2 separate regions of the Homo sapiens genome follow, and region 1 is linked to region 2. Evidence: read pairs that join two places in POLR2A ChIA-PET (ENCODE). Cell type or tissue: PC-9. All regions are shown on one strand. Links, peaks and the distances in the headings refer to the core of each region. The heading gives the core; the rest is flanking DNA. Region 1 overlaps NECTIN2 (nectin cell adhesion molecule 2). Region 2 overlaps IGSF23 (immunoglobulin superfamily member 23).

What was found. Peaks named below come from ENCODE experiments on the same cell type or tissue, not always from the same donor. Only the 100,000 strongest peaks of a DNase experiment are listed, where the experiment ranks them.
Region 1: POLR2A ChIA-PET joins it to region 2 with 6 read pairs; 4 of 35 experiments call an interaction of 5 or more read pairs at or near these places.

The regions. Positions count from the first base shown.
Region 1 is chr19:44,850,643-44,855,642 of GRCh38, reverse strand. The region is part of intron 1 of NECTIN2 (nectin cell adhesion molecule 2); the gene reads right to left. Among named protein-coding and RNA genes, the nearest start is that of NECTIN2, 6.8 kb to the right of the region's middle. RefSeq lists an enhancer at 4,273-5,000. In PC-9, for the core only: no CTCF peak of the experiment used is centred there; no DNase peak of the experiment used is centred there.
Region 2 is chr19:44,622,500-44,628,795 of GRCh38, reverse strand. IGSF23 (immunoglobulin superfamily member 23) reads right to left here. Exons shown (of 5, transcript NM_001205280.2): 2 at 4,824-5,089; 3 at 1,223-1,376. Among named protein-coding and RNA genes, the nearest start is that of IGSF23, 12 kb to the right of the region's middle. In PC-9, for the core only: no CTCF peak of the experiment used is centred there; a DNase peak (open chromatin) is centred at 2,575; H3K27ac peaks cover 2,926 bases.

The DNA.
Region 1 (5,000 bases), core at 1-5,000, 230 kb before region 2:
ATTATCACCAAGAATGCCTGGAAGACGGAGTAGGGGTGGTATGGGAGGAACCTGAAGAGGCTTGACCTGTCTGAAGGAGGGAGGGACGATGAACGAAAGAAGAGCTTCCTGGAGGAGGAGACCTGAAAAGCTGAGCCCCAGGTCCCTGGAGCCCCACACCCTTCACCTCCTCCAAGTCCCTGGGTCTCTGGGATTCAGAGTTTTTTTCTTTTTTTTTTGAGACAGATTCTCACTCTTTCGCCCAGGCTGGAGTGCAGTGCCACTATCTCGGCTCACTGCAACCTCCGCCTCCCAGGTTCATGCCATTCTCCTGCCTCAGCCTCCCGAGTAGCTGGGACTACAGGCGCCCGCCACCACGCTCTGCTAATTTTTTGTATTTTTAGTAGAGACGGGGTTTCACCGTGTTAGCCAGGATGGTCTCGATCTCCTGACCTCGTGATCTGCCCGCCTCGGCCTCCCAAAGTGCTGAGATTACAGGTGTGAGCCACTGCGCCAGGCTGACTCAGAGTTCTTTTTTTTTTTTTTGAGACGGAGTCTTGCTCTGTCACCCAGGCTGGAGTGCAGCAGCGCGATCTCGGCTCACTGCAACCTCCGCCTCCCGGGTTCACCCCATTCTCCTGCCTCAGCCTCCCGAGTAGCTGGGACTACAGGTGCCCGCCACGACGCCCGGCTAATTTTTTTAGTAGAGATGGGGTTTCACCATGTTAACCAGGATGGTCTCGATCTCCTGACCTCGTGATCCGCCCGCCTGGGACTCCCAAAGTGCTGGGATTACAGGCGTGAGCCACCGCGCCCGGCAACTCAGAGTTCTTTTTAAAAAAATTTTTTTTGAGGTGGAGTCTCACTCTGTTGCCCGGGCTGGAGTGCAGTGGCGCAATCTGGGCTCACTACAGCCTCCGCCTCCCCAGCTCAAGTGATTCTCCTGTCTCAGCCTCCCAAGTAGCTGGGATTACAGGCATGTACCACCATACCCAGCTAATTTTTGTAATTTTAGTAGAGATGGGGTTTCGCCATGTCAGCCAGGCTAGTCTCGGACTCCTGACCTCAAGTGATCCACCCGCCTCGGCCTCCCAAAGTGTTGGGATTATAGGCATAAGCCACTGCACCTGGCCAGATTCAGAGTTCTTGACTTAAGGAGCAGTCCTGTGGCTTCCAGGGGCCCAGATCTTCCTTCTAAGGGAGGCTCCCCTCCAATCCTCCATTTAGGATGGCATCTGAGCACTACTGGATTTGGAGGATTAAAACAAAAAAACCGACTTTAGGATGGGGCGGTGGCTCAAGCCTGTAATCCCAGAACTTTGGGAGACCAAGGTGGATGGATCACTTGAGGCCAGGAGTTCGAGACCAGCCTGGCCGACACAGTGAAACCCTGTCTCTACTAAATATACAAAAATTAGCTGCATGCCTGTAATTCCAGCTACTTTAGGGAGAGTCGCTTGAACTCAGGAGGTGGAGGTTGCAGTGAGCTGAGATTGCGCCACTGCACTCCAGCCTGGGTGACAGAGTGAGGACTCGGTCTCAAACAAACCCACCACTTTTAGCTTCTTGTGGGGCACACTCCTCGGGGGGTTCTTTTACCCCGAGATACTCCACCTCAGCTGCCACCTCCTCTCCCCTCCCTGGTTGACTGCTCTTCCGCCCTTTTGCCCTGTTACGTTCTCTGTCTGCATAGTGCTTCTCACCATCTCACACACTAGATATATCACATCCTCCTGGAAACTGACTGCCAGCGCCACGAGGGCAGGGATCTTCTGTCTGTTTTGCTCACAACCTGTACCCTCAGTATCTGCAAGAGAGATTGGTACCTAGTAGATGCTCAGTACTTGCTGAATAACGAATGAATGAGGTTCTAAAATCCCTGGGCGCAATGGCTCACGCCTGTAATTCCAACACTTTGGGAGGCCGAGGAGGGCGGATCACGAGGTCAGGAGTTTGAGACCAGCCTGGCCAACATGGTGAAACCCCGTCTCTACTAAAAATACAAAAATTAGCCGGGCGTGGTGGCGGGCCCCCGTAATCCCAGCTATTCAGGAGGCTGAGGCAGGAGAATCACTTGAACCTAGCAGGCGGAGGTTGTAGTGAGCTGAGATTGCAGCACTGCACTCCAGCCTGGGGGACAGAGTGAGACTCCATCTCAAAAAAAAAAAGGGCCAGCTGTGGTGGCTCACGCCTGTAAACCCAGCACTTTGGGAGGCCAAGGCAGGCAGATCACGAGGTCAGGAGATTGAGACCATCCTGGCTAACACGGTGAAACCACGTCTCTATTAAAAATATAAAAATTAGCTGGGCGTGGTGGCAGGCCCCTGTAGTCCCAGCTACTCGGGAGGCTGAGGCAGGAGAATGGCGTGAATCTGGGAGGCAGAGCTTGCAGTGAGCTGAGATCGCGCCACTGCACTCCAGCTGGGGGGACAGAGGGAGACTCCGTCTGAAAAAAAAAATCCCATTGCTGTAAGTTCCCCATTCTGAATTTCTAATTCCAAATGAATGAATAGGATAGTTCAGGCCCTGTGGGGTTAACATTCCTTTTTTTTTTTTCTGGGATAGGATCTCACTCCGTTGCTCAGGGTGGAGTGCAGGATCCCAGCTTGCCGCAGCCTCAACCTCTTGGGTTCAAGCAATCCTACCACCTCAGCCTTCTCAGTAGTTGGGACTACAGGCGGGCACCACCATACTTGACTAATTAAAAAAAATTTTTTTTTGTAGAGAAGGGGTCTCACTGTTTGTTGCCTAGGCTGTTCTCAAACTCCTGAACTAAAGCGATCCTCTTGCCTTGGCCTCCCAAAGTGCTTGGATTACAGGCGTGAGCCACCGCGTCCTGCCTACAGTCCATTTTTAAGGCATTTTCACCTCTTTCTCTCTCACCTCATAAGCAATCTATCAGGAAACCCTGTCACCTCCTTCTTTGACATTTATCTAGTTAGACCACCTCTGACGCCTCCCCAGTCCCTGCCCTGGTCTAATCCACTGCCACTTCCCACCTGGAGGACTGCAGTTGTCCTTGTGGTTTGTTCCTATGCACAGCTAGAAGGATCCTGCTAGAAAGTGCAGAACACGCCCTCCTCTGCACAGAGCCCTCAGGAAACAAGCCCAAGTCTTTTCTGTTTTTTTTTTTTTTTGAGACGGAGTCTTGCTCTGTCTCGGGCTCCTGCCTCAGCCTCCTGAGTAGCTGGGATTACAGGTGGTGGCTACCATGTCTCAAAAAAAAAACAAAAAAAACAAAAAGAGAAAGAAAAAACCCTCACAGGCTGGGTGCAGTGGCTCACCTGAGCTCAGGAGACCAGCCTGGGCAACACGGTGAGAGCCCGTCTCTACTAAAAATACAAAAATTAGCTGGGCATGGTGGCACCTGCCTGTAATCCCCACTACTTGGGAGGCTGAGGCACAAGAATTGCTTGAACCTGGGAGGCGGAGGTTGCAGTGAGCCAAGATCACACCACTGTACCAGCTTGGAAGACAGAGTGAGAGAGTGAGACACTATTGCCAGCTTGGGCAACAGAGTGAGACTCTTGTCTCAAAAAAAGAAAAAAAAGAAAAAAGAAAGAGCCCTCAGTGGGGCAGGGGTCTCGGGGGGAGGCGCCGGGATCAGGGTCGGGGCTGTGGGGACGGAGGATGGCGAGATTGGAAACACACTCAGAACTTGGAATGGGAAAGCAGGACCAGCGGTGGGGGTGACAGGGAGAAGCTGGGAGGGTTGGGACTTGGAGGCTGACAGGGCTGCGGAGGTAAAGGGGACAGGGGTGAGGGCCGCTGCCCAGACGCTCTGCATGTCAGGTGGAGGCAAGGGAGATACAGCCAGGAGGTTGGTCAGCCTGGAGTGAGCCCCCATCATCCAGCACACTGCTAGGCAGGGGCTGTGCCATGAACTTGGCCAGGACATGGCCAGCACCATAGCCAGGGGACTGTGGCCATGGGAACACCAGCCTCCCTCAGTGTCACTGGGCAAGCCAGACTGGTGACAGCTTCATGAAGTGTGAGCTGGGTCCCCAGACACACTTCCTCTCCCTGTGGACTGCACCTGCAGGCTTCCTGTGGTGGCAGAGTGGAGGCTGCCCAGGGTGTAGTGTGAGCCCATGGGAGAACAATGGGGACAGACACAGCTTGAGACCCCGAGATCCAGGGATGGGTAGACCAAGGCAGCGAGGAGGGTGCAGAGTGACCTATGGAACCCTGGAGGAGAGGTTGGGGGCTTGGACTCCTGGGTCTGAGAAAGGAGGGGGCTGGGGGCCTGGATTCCTGGGTCTGAGGGAGGAGGAGCTGGAGGCCTAGACTCCCAGGTTTGAGGGAGGAAGAGCAGGGGGCCTGGGCTCCTGGGTCTGAGGGAGCAGGGGACTGAGGCTGGACCCCTGGGTCTGAGGGAGGAGGGACTAAGGGCCTGGACTCCTGGGTCTGAGAGGGGAAGGATGGGGGCCTGGACTCCTGGGTCTGAGGGAGGAAGCACTGGTGGCCTGGACTCCTGGGTCTGAGAGAGCAGGGATGGGGGCCTGAACTCCCAGGTCTGAGGGATTAGGGATGGGGGCCTGGACTCCTGGGTCTGAGGGAAGAGGGCTGGGGCCTGGACTCCTGGGTCTGAGGGAGGAGAGGCTGGGGCCTGGGCTTCTGGGTCTGAGGGAGGCGGGGCCTGAAGCTGGACACCTGGGTCTAGGGGAGGAGGAGCTGGGCTCCTGGACTCCTGCCTGGCTGGCTCCCCAGGGCCTGGCTTCCCCCGCAGATCTATAAAGCACAGCGACCCAGCCTCCCATGGCAAGGCACGTCGGGACTAGAGAAGGCCCTTGAAGGCCAGAGGCTTTGAGTACTGGCCTCAGCTGCTGCCTCAGTCACCTTGTCAGTTAATTAATTGTATTAATCACAGTGCCCAACCCCCACAGCGGAAATCCAGGAGCTGGTTCAGGGAGTGAGCAGCGGCTGCAGCAGCCAGGATGTAGGGCTGTCTGTCTGTGCCTGGATTTCTGCACCTGCCCCCTGGCCTCCTCTAATCCGTGTGTTTTGTTTTGTTTTTTTGA
Region 2 (6,296 bases), core at 563-5,562:
CAACATACTATCTTTTTTAAAAGATTTATTATTATTACTTTTTTGACTCAGGGTCTCACTCTGTGTCCAGTGTGGAGTGCAGTGGCATGATCCTAGCTCACTGCAGTCTAGACTTCCTTGGGCTCAGGTGATCCTCCCATCTCAGCCTCCTGAGTAGCTGGGACTATAAGTGCATGCCACCATGCCTGGCTAATTTTTATATTTTGAGAGAGATGACAAGATGTCTTGTCATGTTGCTCAGGCTGGTTTCAAACTCCTGGGCTCGAGTGATCTACCCACCTCGGCCTCCCAAAGTGCTGGGATTACAGGTGTGAGCCACTACACCTGGCCCATCCAATATACTATCTATATTTCACTCATTCATTGTGTTTCTTGATGGTGTCCCCGACCAGGATGCAAGTTCCATGAGGGCAGGGTCTTTCTGCTGTTTCTTCCCTCGGTATCCTCAGTGCCTGGCACAGAGCGGTCACTGCAGATATGTGTAGAGAGGACGAACATAGTACTTACCACATTCCAGGCACTGCTTTAAGTTTCTTAGAAATATTCACTCACTGGACGGGTGCAGTGGCTCATGCCTGTAATCCCAAAACTTTGGGAAGCTGAGGTAGGCAGATCATGAGGTCAGGAGTTTGAGATCAGCCTGACCAACATGGCGAAACCCTGTCTCTGCTAAATATACAAAAATTAGCCAGGCGTGGTGGTATGCACCTGTAATCCCAGCTACTCAGGAGGCTGAGGCAGGAGAACTGCTTGAACCTGGCAAGCAGAGGTTGCAGTGAGCCGAGATCGCACCACTGCACTCCGGCCTGGGCAACAGAACAAGACTCCATCTCAAAAAAAAAAAAAAAGAAAAAGAAAAATTCACTCACAACAACCCAACCCAACAACCCAGAGAGTCAGATGCTATTATTATCATCCCCATTTTGCAGATGGGCAAACTGAGGCACAGAGAAGGGGAGTGGCTTGCCCACAGCCTCACTGCTAGTAAGTTACAGAGCTGGGACTTGAAGCCAGACAGCCCAGCTCTAGTGTCCTCTTCTATCTCTTTGTTGCTGTGATCCCATTTTGGAAACCAGTGAGTCAGATGGGCTCCTCAGGAGTCGCTATCACCCTCCCTGATGGGGGTGTTGGTTTCATCTCTGTTTCCTTGTTGAGCCAGCTCTGTGCCCCATGGGGGCTGAGTGGATGTTGCCCAGTGGACGGGGGTGAGGGATAGAGGTACCTTAGGCTCTGGATGATGATGAAACACATGCCTGCAATCAGTGCCCCGGCTCCCAGGATCCCAGCCGCAAGGAGCCCGATGGCAGAGCCTCCTGACAGGGACAGAGTGGGGTCTGGCTCCATGGGCTCTGCTTCTGTGGGCTGCATGATGGGTTCTGGGGACCAAGGAGGGGTGAGATTGGAGGAGCCATCTGCCCGCCCTCCCTGTGCACCCCTCCCTCCTGCCATTCCCCCTCCCAAGTGTCTCTTCAATCCATCCTTCTCTTCCATCCTCCAGGTCTCTGGCCCCCTCTCCTCCCTGCTCTCCTGCCCTAGTCCAGCACCCATCCACCTTCCTACCACATGGAAGCCAGGAGGATCTTTCTAAAGCTCACACCTGACCCTGTTCCTCCCCTGCTCAGAACCCTGCTGTGGCTTCCCAGCACCCTGGGGCAGAAGTCAGTTTCTCACCTTAGCCTTCGAGGCCCTGCCACCTGGCCAGCCTCATCTCTCTCATTGCCCTGCCTTTATAGCCATGCAACCCTGGACTCCACTCAATTTTCCAAGCTCATCCCTTTCTTTCTCTCTTGCCTCCAGGCCTGTCCATGCTGCACTGTCTCTCTGGAATGCCATCTCTCTCTCTTGGCTTGCATAATTCCTTTTTTTTTTTTTTTTGAGACAGAGTCTCCCTCTGTCACCAGGCTGGAGTGCAGTGGCACAATCTTAGCTCACTACAACCTCCACCTCCTGGGTTCCAGTAATTCTTGTGTCTCAGCCTCCCTGGTAGCTGGGATTACAGGCACATGCCACCATTCCCAGCTAAATTTTGTATTTTTAGTAGAGATGGGGTTTCACCATCTTCTTCACCATCTACTTCACCATGTTGGCCAGCGTGGTCTCAAACTCCTAGCCTCAAGTGACCCACCCGCCTCAACCTCCCAAAGTGCTGAGATTACAGGAATGAGCCACTGTACCTGGCCAGCTAAGCATAATTCTCAGCTCAGGTGTCCCTTCTTCCAGGAAGCCCTCCTTAACTCCTAGGCTGAGTCTCATAGCTCTCTGGGCTCCCCCATCCCAGCCCTGCCCACTCTGGTGATCACTGTCTGTGGACACTGGACTGTAAGTCTTGTGAAGGCAGGGCTGCAGCTGTCTTGGTCACCAGAGTGTTCCCAGCTGTGTGGGCTGGCCACACAGCAAGTGCTCATAAACATTTCCTGGGCAGTTGATGAATGAGCAAAGGAGGTCTTGGAAGTATTGTCCTTCTCACTGAATATCAGGGTCACTAGGTGATATAAGATTTACATTTTTTCCCCCAGTGCATCAGCCCTGAAGCTCCCACTGGACCCTGGCCAGGGAGGTGAGGTGGTTCTCTGGGACCCAGCCAAGCTGAGATTCCCATCACGCATTCCATTTCCATGTCCCAGCTCTGAACCTTGACTCATGCATTCTTTCCTACCCCAAATACCCTCCCTCTCTTCTCTCCTGGCCAGTTCCTCTGCATACCTCTAGTTCACTCCAAGCCATGGTAGTCCATTTTCATACTGCTATGAAGAAATACCTGAGACTGGGTACTTTATTAAAAAAAAGGAGGTTTAATGGACTCCCAGTTCCACATGGCTGGGGAGGCCTCACAATCATGGCAGAAGGTGAAGGAGGAGCAAGGCATGTCTTACATGGCGGCAGGCAAGAGAATGTGTGCAGGGGAACTGCCTTTTGTAAAACCATCAGAACTCGTGAGACTTATTGACTATCACGAGAACAGCATGGGAAAAACTTGACCCCATGATTCAGTTACCTCCTACCGGGTCCCTCTCATGACACATGGGGATTATGAGAGCTACAATTCAGGATGAGATTTGGGTGGGGACACAGCCAAACCATATCACCATGTGTCCCTCCATGAATAACACACTAAAAACAATATTCACCATAACAGCTGCTATTCAAGGCACCTGCTGCCTGACAGTTGTTCTGCCAAACTCAGTCACCCCTTGTTTTCGTTCCTTATAACAACCCTGAAGAGGTATATAGGATTACCTCCATTATACACATGAGGAAACTGGGGCTCAGAGAGGGGAAGTCACTTGCGCTAAGTTACCCAGCCAGGAAGGCACGGGAACAGGGACTGAACTGAGTTTTGACCAGGTCCCAAACCACTTCTCTGATCTCAACAACTTGCTGTCATTTTGATTGCCACCTAGGGCTCCATATACCGACTGTATATGGTAATAGCTACAATTAATAATGACAATGCTAATTGCAACAGTGTTATTGGCTCACGGTTATTGAGCACTCATTAGTGTTCGATAGTGCTAGACATTATTGTTTTAAGCTATTCACCGGCTTATCTCATTGAATGCTCACAACTACACACTGGGGTAGGCACTATTATCTTCCCAGTGTTATAGATGAGGAAACTGAGGCACAGAGAAGTCAAGGCACTGGCTCAGAGTCACACAGCCAGGGATTCAAATTCCAAAGCCATTGCTTTGAACCACTCCTTAGATGATGACAATGGTGATTTTTTTTTTGAGACAGTCATCCTCTGTCACTCAGGCTGGTGTGCAGTGGTGCGATTACAGCTCACTGTAGCCTTAAACTCCTGGGCTCAAGTGATCCTCCCATTGCAGCTGGGACTACAGGTGGCATTACCATGCCTGATTAAATTTTTAGTTTTTTTTTTTTTTTTTTTTTTTGGTAGAGACAGGGTCTCACTATGTTGTCCAGGTTGGTCTCTAACTCCTGGGCTCAAGTGATCCTCCTGCCTCAGCCTCCCAAAGTGCTGGGGTTACAGGTGTGAGCCACTGCACCTGGCCCACTCCTTAGATTTTGATCTGCATTTTTTGTAGGTATGTGCTGAGACTCAGAGAGGCAAAGAGGCTTCCCATGTTCATGTAACAAGCAAATGGTTGGAGCCAAGGACCCAGGTAGCCTGGTCCAGATCCTAAGCTGGGCTTTCATCATAGTTAACCTCTTTGAGCCTCAGCCTGTCATCTGAAAATGGCCTAATTGGCTGGGCGAGGTGGCTCATGTCTGTAATCCCAGTAGTTTGGGAGGCCAAGGTGGGTGGATCACTCGAGCCCAGGAGTTCGAGACCAGCCTGGACAACACAGTGAAACCCCGTCTCTCCTAAAAATACAAAAATAGGCCAGATGTGGTGGTGCATGCCTGTAATCCCAGCTACTCAGGAGGCTGAGGCATGAGAATCACTTGAACCTGGGAGGCAGAGGTTGCAGTGAGTTGAGATCACAGCACTGTACTCCAGCCTGGGTGACCGAGCAAGACTCTATCAAAAAAAAAAAAAAGAAGAAGAAGAAGTAGAAGAAGGAGAAGGAGAAGAAGAAGGAAGAAGAAGGAGGAGGAGGAGGAGGAAAAGAAGGAGAAGAAAGAAAAAGAAGAAGAAAGAAAAGAAGAAGAAGAGGAAAGAAGAAAGAAGAAGAAAGTGGCCTAATAATCCACAGTCCGCCAGGTGGATGGAACATTGGAATGACATTTTGCCTATAAAGGGTCTCACAGGGGACTGCTCATAGTAGGTGGCTTAATGGAATCATAGAGGCTGCCACAGGCTGGAGAGGGTGCAGGGCTCTTGGGTGGGGTGGGGTGGGGTGGAATGGGGGACTCACTTGGCAGCGAGATGGTTACAGGCTCAGAGACCAGCTGTTTCTTGCTGTTTGTGGCTATGCACATGTAGGTGCCCAGCTGCTCACAGGACAACCGTCGGATGAACAGCTTCTCTCCCATCCCACAGGGCACCCCACTGAAGGTCCAGCTCAGCACAGGCTCAGGGTCCATTGTCACCACCCACTGCAGGATCACAGAATAGTTGAGCTCACTCTGGATGACTCCCCGGATAGCAGCTGGGAATGTCTTCAGTGGCATTAGTTGGAGGCTGTCTGTGCAAACAGGGAACAAGGCCACAAGAGTGGAGTCCACTCAGAAAAGCTGGGCATTTCTTCTGCCCACCATAGAGACATCCATTCTTTCATGTGTTCATTCATTCATTAATTCACCCATGAATGTGTTTGAAGAGCCTGGTCTGTGCCCAGTGCCCCCAGTCCAACCCCTTGCCCTTCCCACTTCCAACGGCCAGCACCTGCATCCCGTTGCCTGAGGACTTTCACTGGTGGCCAAAGCCTACTCTGCCCATGGAGGCAGCAGGCTGGAAGTGCTGGGGAATGAGCACATCAGGGAGCAGCCCTCCACAATGCCAGGACACGTTGGTATATAAATTCCCCAGCTCCCTCTCTGCTATGTGGGATAACTCTGCAGAGTCATTCCACACCAGGGCCTGAGTTCCCCAATGGGACTGTGCTCCAGTTGCCCATGGTAACCAGCTTGGGAACACAGCTTTTATTATTTCCTGCCTTCTCTGCCTAACTTCCCCACTCTCGAGTTCCTTGCACCTCCCAAACAGACTATCTGTCCTTGAATCCTCGCCTCTGGATCTGGGTGAACCAAATCTAGGACTCTAAGGCTCTAGGACTCGGGGGCTCAGCAGTGATTAAACAGACGCTGTTGCTGCCCTCATGAAACTTACGATTGAGTGAGGAGAGGGTCAACAAACTGACAAGTATATATAGTGGTGGTAAGGGCTGTGAGGAAAACTGCACAGGGCTGTGGGGTTGGACTGGGGGTGGGGTAAACCCGTTTCAGGTAAGGTGGGTCAAGGAGGACCTCTTTGGGGAGGTTATGTTTGAGCAGAGTCCTGAAGAAGCAGAGGAATAAGCCATGTGGATTCCTAAGAAAAAAATGTTCCAGGCAGAGGGAACACCAAGTAAAAGGCCCTGAGATGGGTGTGAGCCAAGGTGGGCATAGAGAGGAGGGAAAGGGAGAGAGGGCTGGGAGAAGAAGTCAGAGAGATAATGGGAGCAGATCATGCTGGGGTTTCCTGGGCCAGGGTGAGGACTCTGATTTTGACTCTGAGTGCAGTAGGACCCATGGGAGGACTGCCCAGAGGAGGGACGTGAGCTGGCTTAGGTTTGAACAGGCTCACTCTGGCTATCATGTGAGAACTTGACTTTAAGTTTGGAGGAGTGGAAACAGCCCAGCGAGGAGGTGACCCAAGAGGTCCCCACTTCTTGTCTGCATTTTTCAGG